Linked DNA regions of Homo sapiens: regions 2 and 3 are each linked to region 1. The links are chromatin contacts, found by Hi-C or POLR2A ChIA-PET in ENCODE. All regions are on one chromosome and are shown on one strand. The core of a region is the stretch at or near the end of the contact, and the rest is flanking DNA. Distances in the headings are between cores, read along the strand shown. Region 1 holds the start of PSMB7 (proteasome 20S subunit beta 7). Region 2 holds the start of STRBP (spermatid perinuclear RNA binding protein). Region 3 holds the start of MAPKAP1 (MAPK associated protein 1).

The links. A loop is a pair of places that touch in the nucleus more often than their neighbours do. ChIA-PET counts read pairs that join two places held with the same protein, here RNA polymerase II (POLR2A). Pooled maps may share reads with other maps.
Region 2: a map of CD4-positive, alpha-beta T cell shows a loop between it and region 1 (9-fold over the local background). The contact joins the promoter of STRBP here to the promoter of PSMB7 in region 1. A Hi-C loop is called at or near these places in 4 of 168 maps with a recorded cell type or tissue (CD4-positive, alpha-beta T cell, CD8-positive, alpha-beta T cell, esophagus muscularis mucosa and 1 more) and 10 of 50 pooled maps. POLR2A ChIA-PET finds 5 or more read pairs at or near these places in 1 of 52 experiments (T-cell).
Region 3: a map of CD8-positive, alpha-beta T cell shows a loop between it and region 1 (10-fold over the local background). The contact joins the promoter of MAPKAP1 here to the promoter of PSMB7 in region 1. A Hi-C loop is called at or near these places in 1 of 168 maps with a recorded cell type or tissue (CD8-positive, alpha-beta T cell) and 6 of 50 pooled maps. POLR2A ChIA-PET finds 5 or more read pairs at or near these places in 1 of 52 experiments (naive thymus-derived CD8-positive, alpha-beta T cell).

Annotation. Positions count from the first base shown.
Region 1 is chr9:124,412,396-124,417,064 of GRCh38, forward strand. PSMB7 (proteasome 20S subunit beta 7) reads right to left here and starts at 3,047. Exons shown (of 8, transcript NM_002799.4): 1 at 2,969-3,047; 2 at 2,447-2,540; 3 at 1,513-1,610; 4 at 1-97. The coding sequence starts at 3,030. RefSeq lists enhancers at 1-445, 2,954-3,003.
Region 2 is chr9:123,265,913-123,270,320 of GRCh38, forward strand. STRBP (spermatid perinuclear RNA binding protein) reads right to left here and starts at 2,674. Exons shown (of 19, transcript NM_018387.5): 1 at 2,524-2,674. RefSeq lists silencers at 2,400-2,449, 2,620-3,099 and an enhancer at 2,500-3,000.
Region 3 is chr9:125,704,901-125,709,333 of GRCh38, forward strand. It overlaps MAPKAP1 (MAPK associated protein 1), which reads right to left and starts at 2,308. Exons shown (of 12, transcript NM_001006617.3): 1 at 2,071-2,308. RefSeq lists silencers at 2,012-2,241, 2,352-2,521 and enhancers at 2,230-2,524, 2,522-2,681.

The DNA of each region.
Region 1 (4,669 bases), core at 1,797-4,296:
GGGAAGACGGCCAGTGGAGAGGGAGTGGAGCTCCAGGTTGGAAGAAATGAGCTGGGTTGTCATGTCTGTGTCTGCAGCTGTCCCAGCACCACAACAACTGAAAAATCCAATTAGAAACTTAGCTGAAATCCAATTACCAGAGGGCTCAATTAGAAGTAATGGGTTCTTGGATAACTTCCATGAAGTTCAGGTACAGAGAGATGTTTTTGAGTATATCTATGCTGTAACTTCTCTGTTTAGTCAACCTTAAATAAACAGAAAATTGAGAATATGCATCTAGTTATATGCAAATACATTATCTATGGCCCAATGGAACACATGAAATTATTGGTTTCTGTGATAACAGTGTGTGCATTCCATTAATGCTACAAATATATCCAAGTTGTACAGAAGTGCCAGGTGTGTTAACTCTTGCAATTCAACATCTACCAAGTATTTACTATCAGATACCAGTAATTACACTAAGCACTGGGAATAAAGAAAATATGAGAGGCCTTGTGCTCAAAGTTGAGTGTAAGATACACAAGAAGACAAAAATTATAACACATAATTTAATACACAGTAATAGCATAGGTACAAAATCCTACGGGAAACCGGAGGAGAAGGTAATTGATTCTGATCATTAAGAAAAGGTTTCAGGCTGGGCATGATGGCTCATGCCTGTAATCCCAGCACTATGTGAGACCCAGGCGGGAGGATCACTTGAGGCCAGAAGATCAAGATCAGCCAGGGCAACATAGTGTGACCGCATCTCTCCCAAAAAAAAAAAAAAAAAAAAAAGAACGAAAAAAATGTTTAAAAAAAGGAAAAGGTTATATATGAGCTGGAATAAAAACACTCTACAAGCAGAGAAGGCAGAGTTTCTAAATAGAATCTCACATAAGCAACGGTAGAATAGCTTGGAGATGAGGGAAATAGGGACAGTTCAGACGTAACTGGAGCACAGGGTGATGGCAACTGAAAAAGACGCTTGAAGGGTAGGCTTTCTATGAGACTGTGCAAGGCCACAGAATTTTGATTTTTATCCTAAAAGCCATGTGGAAATGTGACAAGTCTCTTGAAAAGCTTTTTAAGAAAGGGATGCCATCAGATCTATGTTTTACAAAATCCAGTATGGCAGAAGAGTGAACAATAGGATGCCTAAGAGAGGCCAATTAAATGGTAACTGCAATAGTCCAGCTAAGAAAAAAGAACCTCTATGGTTCAAGTTAATGTTTGAAAAAAAGAAAAAGAAAAAAGAACCCAAACTAGAGCCTTAGCAAAGGAAAGGATAGGAGGGAATGGATTCAAGAGGCACAGAGAGGGCAAAACTGGCCACCAATTCAATTGGAGACTGAAGCAAAGAGAGGACTTGAAGTTACTGGCTTAGGTAACAGGTGGCTGGAAATGCCATTTAAGGGAGACAGAAAATACAGGTTGAAAAACAGGTTTTAGTAAGGAGCACAGGAAGGTCAATTTTTAGCCCTGACATGTTTGAAAATATAAGAGTTATTCAAACGAATCAATACTTACTAAATATTAGGAGATATGAAGTGTATTTTTGAACAGTTCTTGTCAGCAACAACCATCCCTTCAGTTGCTCTTGTATCTGCTCCAAGAACTATGCCATCCTATTAAAAAAAAAAGTTTTTAAACAATTTTACAAATATAAGCCAACCGCAACTCTCTATTCTACTTTAGGGAATACTATGTTGGCCATACCACATGCTCCCCTAATCTCAAAACGCCAGCCAAAACTCATAGCAAAAATATTGTGCTACACTTTCAGGATTTAAGAAAAGGTTTCTTAGTAAATGCTACTAATTGAATCCTGAGTAGGTAAGAATTATTCCCATTTTCAAGTGAGGCTCAGGTGTCGGGTAAATTCCTTGTAAATCAGAGCTAATCTGGAAAAAACCTGGATTAAGACTCAGGAATCTTTCCATTAAATTAGCCATCACTATCAATTTCCTTTTAAAACATGTTGCTTTTCTTTAAAACATGTTGCACAGGTAATCATTATCCCTTTTGACGTTTCCAACAATTTAAGGCAGGAGTTATCTCCATTTGATGCATCTGAAGGTGTCCCTGTGAGAAGGAAAGTGAGCTGCCAGAAGTTGGAATCAGCACTATAGAGTTCAAAGGTGAGACAGACCTGTCTGACCCCAAATCTCGTGATCTCCCATCACATACTTCAGCTTCCTAAACTAGTAATTAAGAAGCTAACTGACCTGTTTAAAAAAAAAAAAAAGAAAGAAAGAAAAAACCTCAGCAAAGTGAGGAAAGAACATAAACTGTTAAGAAGCACACAAAACCTGACAAAAGCAGTCGCTCCTGAAAGACGGTCTCCTGATGTATTCTATAGCATTTGCCTTTCCAGACCGAGCCGGGAGAGACACCGGAAGCCAAGTGTTCTGATTCCTGTTGCCGGTTCAGTCACTGCTGCTCTTAGCCTAACCCGGCTTACCTTATAGACCACCCCAGCGATGGTCGTGCCAGTTTTCCGGACCTTTGGAAGCTTGTATCCCCTCTTTGCAAAATCGGCTTCCAAGACGGCATTCCTAAGAGCAAATGAGAGAATCAAGTGTTGAAGGGCAGGACCACATCGCACAGCACTGGCATGAAAAGTGCCTAACAGAGAACTCAGGAAAGCTGCTACTTGTTTTCACGCCCATCTGTTTAATGAATCCTCCCACCATCAGCACTGTTCTCCCGTTTTCCAACGAAGACAGTCTTACAAAGGGGCCGTGACGTGCCTTAGGAGACGGAGATAAACGGTGGCCGAGTGCGCTGGGAAGGTGGGAGAGCAGACCCGGCTTCAGGAGAAACCCACGCCCAGGCCCTGATTCCCCTGAGTCACACTAGCCGCGGGCCACAGGCCCCGCCATGAATTCTTCCCTCAGAATTCTCGTATCACACCTTGGCCCAGCTCCCACCCGAGCACCGCACTCTTCTCCCTCCCTGAACCAAGCCCCAAGCAAGGCGGCACCTGCGGCAGTTATCAAAAGAGAAGCCTCCAACTGGTGGAGCATACACCGACACAGCCGCCATCTTCCCAAGAAAGCAGTTCCGGGTCGGAGGCGGGTGCAAACAAAAAGAGCCGAGCACTTCCGGCGTCGCTGGCAACGGGGGCTGAAGGGGCGGGGCAAACGCCGCACTAGAACGATTGATCTTAGAGATTCTGGTTCCTAGAGAGGCCAGAGATGTTTGAAGTATATCGCCCCAAGTGGCACGGAGGAGAAAGTGACACCCGGAACCGGGAAAGGACTTGTCCAAGGTGAACGCACCAGCGACCAGGTCTCCTGCCGCTCAGACTGGACTTGTTTCTACCGTTAATTTGGTTCTGCGGTGCTTCAGAGACAGACAGACCCAAGTCCCAGGCACAGCCCCACCACCCCCTTGCGTTAAGCAAGTCTCTTCAACTCTCTGAATCTGTTTCCTCCGCTATCAGATGGAGATTACAACCTAGCTCAAAAGGCTGCTGTAGAATGGCCATTAAGTCTGTGAAAAGAGGCTCAACATGATTAGTCATAGGGTGAATGCAAAGCACGACCACAGTGAGATCCCACTTCGCACCCGCTAGGATGGCCATAAACAAAAAGACAGAAAAGCGCAAGGGTTGCGAGAGTGTGGAGAAATTGGAACCCGAATACACGGCTGGTGAGAATGCAAAACGGTGCGGCTGCTCCGGAAAACAATTTGGCAGTTCCCCAAAAAGTATTATCCTCTTAGATACGCACCCGAGAGGGTTGAAGACATGTATTCACAAAAACTTCTACAAAGGTGAGGTAGAAGGCAGGCCTCCATTCAGAGATGGGGCTGAGATACCTGACCAAATTGAGGACTAGCTAAAACAGGGCCTGGACGGAAGCTGTCTTCCCTAAGACTCGCTCACCAGCCAGCCAAGTCAGTTTACCGTTGCCATGGCAACACTCGTGAGTTACCGCCCCTTTCCATGGCAGTGGCACCATAAACCAAAAGTTACTACCCCTTCCCTAGAAATGCCTGCATAAACCACCCCTTAATCTGCATGTAATTAAAAGTGTGTATAAATATGACAGCAAAACTGCCCTGACACTCTGCCTAAGAGGGTAACCCTGCTCTGCAGGAGCAGTCATGGAGCTGTAACGCCGCCACTTCAATAAAGCCGTTTTCTTCTGCCTCTAACTTGCCCTTGAATTCTTTCTTGGGCAAAGCCAAGAACCCTTGTGGGCTCAGCCGCACTTTGGGGCTTACCTGCCCTGCGTCAAAAGGGGTCTCATTGGCTGGGCGCGGTGTCTCACGCCTGTAATCCCAGCACTTTGGGAGGCCGAGGTGGGCGGATCATGAGGTCAGGAGATTGAGACCATCCTGGCTAACACGGTGAAACTCCGTCTTTACTAAAAATACAAAAACTTAGCCAGACGTGGTGGTGGGCACCTGTAGTCCCAGCTAGTCAGGAGGCCGAGGCAGGAGAATAGCTCGAACCAGGGAGGCAGAAGTTGCAGTGAGCTGAGATCACGCCACTGCACTCCAGCCTGGGCAACAGAGCAGAGACTCCGTCTCAAAAAAAAAAGCGAGGGGGGGGTCTCATTATTCACAATAGCCAAATAATGGAAACAAATGTCCATCCACTGATGAATGGATAAACAAAATATGGTAAATTCATTTAATGGAATATTATTAGACCATAAAGAAGTCTGAAGCACAG
Region 2 (4,408 bases), core at 1,424-3,923, 1.1 Mb before region 1:
TCTGCCACTTTTAGGAGCTAGGTGTACATTACTTCTGTCTGCCTATAGCATGGGACTCAGATATTACATCACCCCATGCTGCCTGAATACTGACCCATTACCCAGAAAGCACCAGGGTATCTGAGACACTGCACCAAGGTATCCCTTTCTTCCTCTCTTATGCATAGCCCTTGAATGCTACTGGCCACTGGGCCTGGTCTCTTCCAGTTTCACAAAGACATCTGCCCTGCACCTGCTGCAATCCCATTTCCATTCACTCTTGGTGCGCTCCTCGTGACCCTGTGTGGCCCTTCTGTCCACTCGTCAAACCAATATGCTAGGATGATACCCACTACACACCTCTCCCAAATTTGGGGATGTGCACTCAGCTCTCCCTTACCCCTTCCCCCTTCCTCATTTACTGGGTTCTGGAATTAAAAGCAGGCTCAACGATCTCTCTGACCCTAGGAGTATGAACTTTCAGATATGACACTGAGTTTAATGTCCTCCACTTTCCATTAACATCATTCCAGGATCCAGGTCCCCCCACCCCTCAATCTCCAGTTTCTCTCAGTATGGAATTTAATCCTCTCCATTTAGTTATTTTTCCAACTTCTGCACTCTGCCTGATCTTCCTTAGACTCTCAGTGACCTAAAAATCTTGGCCCCTTTCATCTCTCAAACTCAAAGTGTTCCAATCTCTCCCCATACTTCCACTCCTTGGATCTTCCATACTCTCTTAAGCAACCTGTGTTCCTAGCTCTCTCCAACTTAAGCAGTCATTTCCTGCCCTAAACCTGGGCATCCTATTTCCCCCACCACCACCACCACCACTCCAATCCATCACCTATGCCTTTCTAGTTACAGACATGTCCACATACACCTCTGCCTTGCCCTTCCCTTACTCCACTATAGGTATTAAGCATTCTTCTACATCCTCTACCCCAAAATAGCCTGTCTACCTTCCTTCTTTCTCCCTACCTCCCTTCTCCCTACAGCACAAAATTCAGTGCCCCAAACCTGTGCTTCCCTCCCTCCACCTACTGTACTCCAGACCTGTCCACCTTCCCCTCCAGTCTATCCCGTTGTCCCCCTCTACTGATTTCGTTCTCACCCTCCCCTCCACCTTCCTCCTCCCCAACCGCTCCACACTTCCCGCCTCAGAAATCTTTCCTTCCATTTGTCCCCACACTTTACCTGCCACTCCAAGAACACTTCCCTTTCCCCACCCCCTTTTGCCCTCCACCTCACACACTCCACGCCACCCCACACCTGTCCCTCTCCCCCAGCTCCTGCCCCTAACGTCCTCCAACACTTGCCAAGAACCCCTCACCCTCCGTCCTACCTCAAAATTCCCTCTCTTGCTGATCCCACCTTCTTCCATACTTCCTGCATAAACACCCTCCATTTCACGCACTTCTCCCGCTATCCTTTAAATGCCCCACACACCTCCTGCTCTCCATCCCCATCACCCTTCTCCTACTGTCCCCACCTCTCTCTGCAAGCCCTCAAACTAAGTCTCTGCCCCAATGAACTTCCCCCTTCCACCCCATACTCCTCTTCCCTGAGCACCAGATACCTGCCTTTTTATCCTTACATGTCAACCCCCTCCCGCCTCCCTGCAGGCTCCCCTATACACCTGGCCACACACTCCCTCACACCCCTCGCAGGTCTCCTGGAGCCCCTGGGCCTACCCTTCATTTCCCTATCACCCCAGAAGCCTAGGCACCCTGCTCCCCTCCCTCCCTTTCAGGCGCTCCCTGCCTGCCCTCACTTCCCCCTGCCCCGACCCCCTCCTCCATCGTTCCCCTTCACGGGCGTCCCGGTGGCCTTCCTAATACCCGCCCCACTCCCTGCCCCTGGCACGCAGCGCTCCTTCCAGTCCTGCTCGAGTCCCCAGTCTTCTCCCTCCATTCCCACCCCACTCGTCCCTGCCCTCCCCAAAAGCCCCCTCATTCCCTCTTGAACCCCACAATATAGTGCCCCCCCCCACCGGACGGAATGTCCTCCATCTCGCACTCGCCTGGCCCAGGGGGCCCCCCAAACCTGCCTGAAGGCTCTCCTCCTCCATTGGGCCGGATCCCTCTGCACCCCTATTTACCCCCAAATCTGCCCACACCTTCCGCCTGCCCCCCGAAGCCTCTCCCCAGCTCCTGCCCCCAATGTCCTCCAACACCTGCCCCGAGCCCCGAGCCCTCCGTCCCGGAAGACCTCCCGGCACCGCGTCCCCCAACCCTGCCCACGCCCTCCCCTGATCGGCCGGGACCCCGTCCCCGCGAAGGTGAGGAAGGCTGCCCGCTGCCCTTGCCCGAAGCGGCCGGGGCACCGCAGCGGCGGCGGCGGCGGCCACAATGCCGGAGCCGCGGGGCCGGGATTGCTCCCTGCTCTCCGCCTCGGCCGCCACCGCCGCCGCCGCTGCTAAGGACGCACAACAAACAATGCGGGGCCCGGGCCGGCTCCGCCAACCGCCTCAACCGCCGCCTTAACCGCCGCCCGCCCGGGACGGCCCGCCGCGCAGGCGCCCGCCCCGCCGCCGGAGCCTACCCGCGCCGCCGCGCTCTGCCCGCGCCCGGTACCCGCTCCCGCTCCGCCGCCGCCGCCACCTCGCCCGCTCGCGTCTCCGGCTCCTCTGCCCAGCGGCGGCGGCTGCGGCGGCTGCTGCCCTGGTGGCGCTCGCGGCTCCGGTCTCCGCTTCGGCGGCGGCAGCGGCGGCAGCGAGCACGTGACACCGTCGAGCGCGCCCATTGGCCAGGCCAGGGGGCGGGCCCCGCGGCTGCTGGGGAACGGAAAGCCCGCCCCCTCGTTCGCCGCGCGCCCCCTCCACGCGCGTCCTGCCGCACCTGAGAGCGCCGGCCAGCGCCCGCCGCCGCCTTGCTGTGCCGCCGCCTGCGCCAAGTGCGCACCTGGGAGCGCGCAGGGAGCACTCGCCGCCGGCGGCCTTATGCACCTGCCAGCGGACGCTTACGTAAACTGCGTCCCCGCCTTCCTCCCGGCCCCAGGCCCCCGCTCGCTGCAGCACCTGAGCCCCGCTGCGCTAGCGGCGTAACTGCGGCGGAGCGGAGACGAGCTGCGCTGGGAGGCTAGCGAAATGCACGGAAACTTCGTAACTTCCGAACCTGGGAGCTGCGCCGAGCCGCGGCGGCTAGCCGCCTTCCCCGGGCCCCGCACCCCAGTGCGGGATGCCCCCCAACCCCAGCAGCCACACAAATGGAGTAGGCGTCGCACTGCCTCCCGAGGTAGAGGGGCAGGCCAGTAGGCTTTGACTTGTGCCACCGCCCACCTACTTGCTGGCTGTGTGACCTTGGCCAAGTTACCAAGAACCGTTCTGAGCCTCAGTTTCCTCATCAGGAAAACTGGGACAATAATTCCAATTTAGGAGCTGTTGGGGAGATGGCATAAGACAATAGGTGTGAATCCTGGCACACAGCAGTCGCTGAACAGAAGCTGCTACAATCACCTCTCCTTCACCTGCCTATAATGAACCTCGCTGGGATTGAGTTTGGGCCCAGGACCTCTCTGACCTCCTTATGGTTGGGTCAGACTTTGGCTGAACACCTACCAGCTCTGTGCCAGGGGCGGCGCTGGGGAAGAATTAAAGGTTCGCTTTCTATTCTACAGTCCCTGGCCTCAAGTTCTTGGTGCCCAGCATTCTGCTTGCCAGTATACAGTCCCTGCTGTATACCGGGGGGTTTGCAGGCTGCAGGGATGCACTGGCAAATGAGACAATGTCTTTGCCCTAAGACAATTCCCAGCCTGGAGCAGAAACGACCTGACCACTCAGTGCCAAGACAGAGGACCTTGAACAGCCCAGGGGTTGAGGAGGGACTCCCCACAACAGCCCCCTTGGGGCCCCTTTTCATCTTTCTAACACACCAGGCTCAAATATTTTAACAGCTCTGTTTCATTCACAGAATAAAGTGTAAAAAACCCAATTTCAACTGAAAAGGCCTTGGTGATCTGGCCTTAAGCTTCAAGGTGCACGCCCTTCCCTTTGCCCCTCCTTCAGGCCAATGTGACCCTCCAGCCACACAGAACTACAGTACTGTTGTTTCCAGAGTATGCCCAGGTGTGTAGGAGCCTGAGTCTCCTGAGACAGATGCCAGGCCGCAAATCCCTTTCTAAACCCTCTCCCCACCTCTGACCACTCACACCTTCCTTGACCCTCCTGAAAAAAATCCTGGGTATCCTTATCAATCAGCTCAGAGTATATTCTCTGGAGATCCTTGGCTGCCTCAGACACATGGTCTAAGCTCCCTCGGCTTGAACATAGTCCTGTTAAGCTATATGTATTCTCATGGCACTAGATTGTAATTGTTTAGCTGTCTGTCTCCTCCCTGGTCTCTCAGTCCCTTGAGGACAGGGTCATCTTCCTGCCTAAGTGTGTTAGGGAAGACTACACGTGCACATGACATGAGATCATTAAAGCTGG
Region 3 (4,433 bases), core at 1,058-3,557, 1.3 Mb after region 1:
TATTCCCTAACCCAACCCCTAGTTGAAGAAAGTGATGCTTGGAGTTATGTGTCGAAGGTCACATATCCTGTAAGAACAGGGACCAGGAATTGAATCCAGAGTCCATGCCTATTTTCTATAGACTGTCTTCTCTGCTCATATTCAAAGCTGAGCTAACTAACCTACCTGCCATCTCCTTGCCTTGGAAGAGCACAGTCTTTACATTTAAAAGATTTCTGTACCATTCATTTTAACATTCATATGTTTTGTCCTATATAACTTTTGGTTTCAATATGTACTTGCATAAAAAGAGGGAGATGATGTGAGAAAAAGGCAAGACATGTAATGGAAAAAGCACAGATTTAGGCATCAGACAGACCTGGGTTTGAATCCTGGCTCTGTCTCCTACCAGCTGTGTAATTTATTATGGGTCTTCCTAATCTGTAAATTGAGGTTAAAATGATTAAACAATAGAAACCCCTATATAATACCCAAATACTCAAAGTTTAGTTTACCTCAAATTATGAAGCATTACCTGGCCACATCCCATCCCTCAAAGGTGAATAACCCATTCCCCTCCCGCACCTACCACTGTCACAAGAACTCTCACACAATGTACTTATCACGGTGTTAGAATTATTCATTTCCCTTATCTCTCTTTCACTAAATTGAGCTCCCTGGCAGCAAAGACTGAATCTTATATTTATCTCTAATTGCCTAGCATGGTACCTGGCATATATATACATATCCATATTCAGTAAACATTTGCTAAGTTAAATAATTGTAGATAAAAATGAGCGCTTATAGAATTCTAGAGGAAAAATCATTTCCAGGTGGGGTTGTCCTGAATTGGTTGGGTGAGGCCAACTCAGCTGAGCCGTGGGAAGCGTCTCAATAGACTGAAAGAGAAAAGGGGAAACCTAGGCAAGGTAGGGAGAATGTTCTACAAAAATCAATGGAATAGGAAAGAACAAAAATGATTAGAGATCCTACTTATTCAGAGTAATGGATCAGGATGGGGTAATTAAAGAAGGAGACCTTTTCAAGCATAACTGGAAAGGTAACCAGGAGCCAGATTAGGAGATGTAAGGGGGTGTAAGTGCAGTCTGGGACACACAGTAGTTGAAGGTAGGCATGAGCACACAGATGAATGGGAAAGGGCTACCAGCATGCCCCAAATCCCGCAGGTGTGTAAACTGAAAAACATGAAAACAATTATTGCTTCATCAAGAACTCTTTCCGTGTTTACTAGGTACCTTGTGTGGGCTCATAAAATATAAGGAATAAAACCCATATCTAGGCTTCTGCTCAAGTGGGTTTTAACATTACGGATCCACCTCTCCTGCTTGTCAGAGAATGAGAACGCTGCTTTTTTTAAACCAATGGGTCTCCATTTGACTCTTCACACCTGGGAAAGTTTTGAACTTTGCCGATTTGGGTTTATAACAACATGGTGCTTTGTACAGTGCCAGGTACTGTGGTGGGCTTCCAAAGTGACTTTCATTCATTCAAAAGGAAGTTTTAACCAATTTCTGAGTCAATTTGGGGGTCTCTGGTTAAAGTCATAATCTTGTTTACGCTACAATCTCTTTTTCCCAGCCTTAAACAAATCTAAATGACTCCTTGCCACTCCCATAAACAAAGAATGAATCAAAGTTCCAGCAGCACTGTAGCTAGAAAAAAGTCTGTAAGGCTGTTAACCTCTTTAAGGGGGAGGGGGAGAAGGGACGCAAGGAAACAAGGACCACACAGTCAATGCTTGAAAACCTTGATTTTCACATTATGAAGACCAGGGCACCTAGATATTGCCAAGTGCAGGCCCAGAAACTGCCGGAGTCAACTACACCCCCCACCCCCACACTACCAGGTCAGCTGGCTTCTTTTCCCCTAAACCACACACCCGCCTCAGACTCCTGACAGCCTCCAGTTCTGGAAATGGCCAGGAAACGAACGCGCCCGGGCCACCTGAACAAGGGCCCGGCAGGCGGCCCGCCGGGCAGCGCTGAAACTGGAGGGGTGAGAGGGCCGCCAGGTGGGCAAGCTGGTGGGCTGACGGACGGGCGGGGAGCTGGCGGCTGGGGCAACCTTTACCTGAAGCTGCTTCCACACTACGGGCCGGGTCGGCCCCGGGACACGTTCCTGAGGGGAGGGCCCGGCTCCCCCACGCCTCCCGGCCCCTGCCCCGAGCTCTGCACTCTCGGGATCCACGGGGACCGGCGCTCCTCCCGGCCCGCTCAGCTGCCGCTTCCCGGGTTAGCCCTCATGCCCCTGCTGCTCGCCGCCGCCGGCCGGCCGAGCAGCAGCCCTATTACCCCGAGCCGCACACGACCCGGAACCACACCCCGGCGTTCCGGAAGTCCCCGACCGGGAAGGAGCCTCTGGCTGGGGACGTAGTGCGCAAGCCCCAGAGCTGAAAGCAAGGAGCGGTAGCTTCCCGCGGGGCGGGGCCGGGAGGGAGGCCGGGCGCATGCGCGCCGCTTCTCCAGTGCAGGGAAAGGCCTGGGTCGGAGACTGAGTTCTGGCAAGATGCGCCAGTGCCTGGACTTGCCTTGAGCAGGAATCAGTGTTAGGCTTCTCCATCGAATCTTCTTTCTCCCCATTTCCACGGAGAAAAGCCCTTAGTTCGTCCAGAAATGAGTGATGAGGCAGCTCAGCCTCTCTGAGAAAGACCTGGGTTCAAATGCCAGCTCTTATAACTTGCTGTGTGTCCTAGGATGTGACACTTCTCTCTGAGCCTCGGGTTTTCCCATCCAGGGCAATAGTTTCAACTTTAGAGTATATTGCTGTGGGAATCGAATGGGATGATGCTTGAAAAACACCCAGCATAGTGCCTGACACATAGTAAACATGCAGTCAATGTTAGTTATTTCTCTTATTATAATATCTGTAATATGGAGGTGACAATAATCTTCCTCAAGCCCTGCTGGGAGGTTTCCAGGAGATGTAGGAGGACTGGCACAGGGCAGAAGTTCAGTGTGTCTCATGCTGCTCCCTTCCTCTCTCACGGAGGAAATCAGTAGAGAAAGCCACGATGAAGGGGGAAAAAGGATTCAGGGAGTGCAGTGAGAGTGGTTCTCCCACCTGAAAGATGCTTGGGGAAGTCTCTCAAAAACGCACCTTAGCAAAAGAAAAAACTCAAGGTTGAATTTCAGCCCTGAGGGACCCCTGCCCAATTTTAAACTTATTAATAAATATGCCATGGGGCCAGGCACGGTGGCTCACACCTGTAATCCCAGCACTTTGGGAGGCCGAGGAGGGCAGATCACTTGAGATCAGGAGTTCGAGACCAGCCTGGCCAACATGGTGAAACCCTGTCTCTACTAAAAATACAAAAATTAGTCTGGCGTGGTGGTGTGCACCTGTAGTCCCAGCTACTCAGGAGACTGAGGCAGGAGAATGGCTTGAACCCGGGAGGCAGAGGTTGCAGTGACCCAAGATCAGGCCACTGCACTCCAGCCTGGGTGACAGAGACTCTGTCTCAAAACAAAAAAACAAAAAACACGGTGGGTCTACCCATGTATTTCAAATATGGTCATCCATCACTTAATGATGAGGACACAAGAAATGCATCGTTAGCTGATTTTGTGGTTGTGTAAACATCATAGACTGTACTTACACAATGTCAGAGCCTACTACACACCTAGGCTGTTTGGTATTAGCCTATTGCTTCTAGGCTGCACACCTGTACAGCATGTTACTGTACCATATACTGTAGGCAATTCTAACACAATGGTATTTGTGTATCTAAACATCTCTAAATGCAGAAAAGGTACAATTAAAAGACCATGTTATAATCTTAGGGGACCACCATCATATGCACTCTGTCATTGACCAAAACATCCTCATTCCACGCATGACCATATGTGATTGATCTCTTACTACATCCCATTACTTTATGTAATTGGTATCTTACCACATATCTATACTGGGGGAATAGTGCACCTCAGCACCCAGACACACTCTTGCACACACACCACCACAGTTCCATCAGGGACCTGTCAGAGGCACTCTAACAAAGCAGCAGGTGTGAACAAGTTTGGATATTTGATTTTCTGAGGTCACCAGGTTATCTGTTCCTTCCTAAATCTTACTCTCCATTTTCCTCTCTCTCTCTCTCGAGTTCCAATCTGAAGCACAGCTGCCTGACTGTCTCCTAGACACATAAAACTCGACCTATCTAAAACTGCTAAGCAGTTATAGATTCTAAAGAGTAAATATTTCCTAGCACTTTGAGAGACCAAGGCAGGAAGATCATCTGAGCCCAGGAGTTCAAGACCAGCCTAGGCAACATGGTGAGACCCCATCACTACCTTAAAAAATTTATCTCTATATAGGCCGGGCACGGTGGCTCATGCCTGTAATCCCAGCACTTTGGGAGGCCAAGGGGTGCGGATCACAAGGTCAGAAGATCAAGACCATCCTGTCTTAACATGGTGAAACCCTGTCTCTACTAA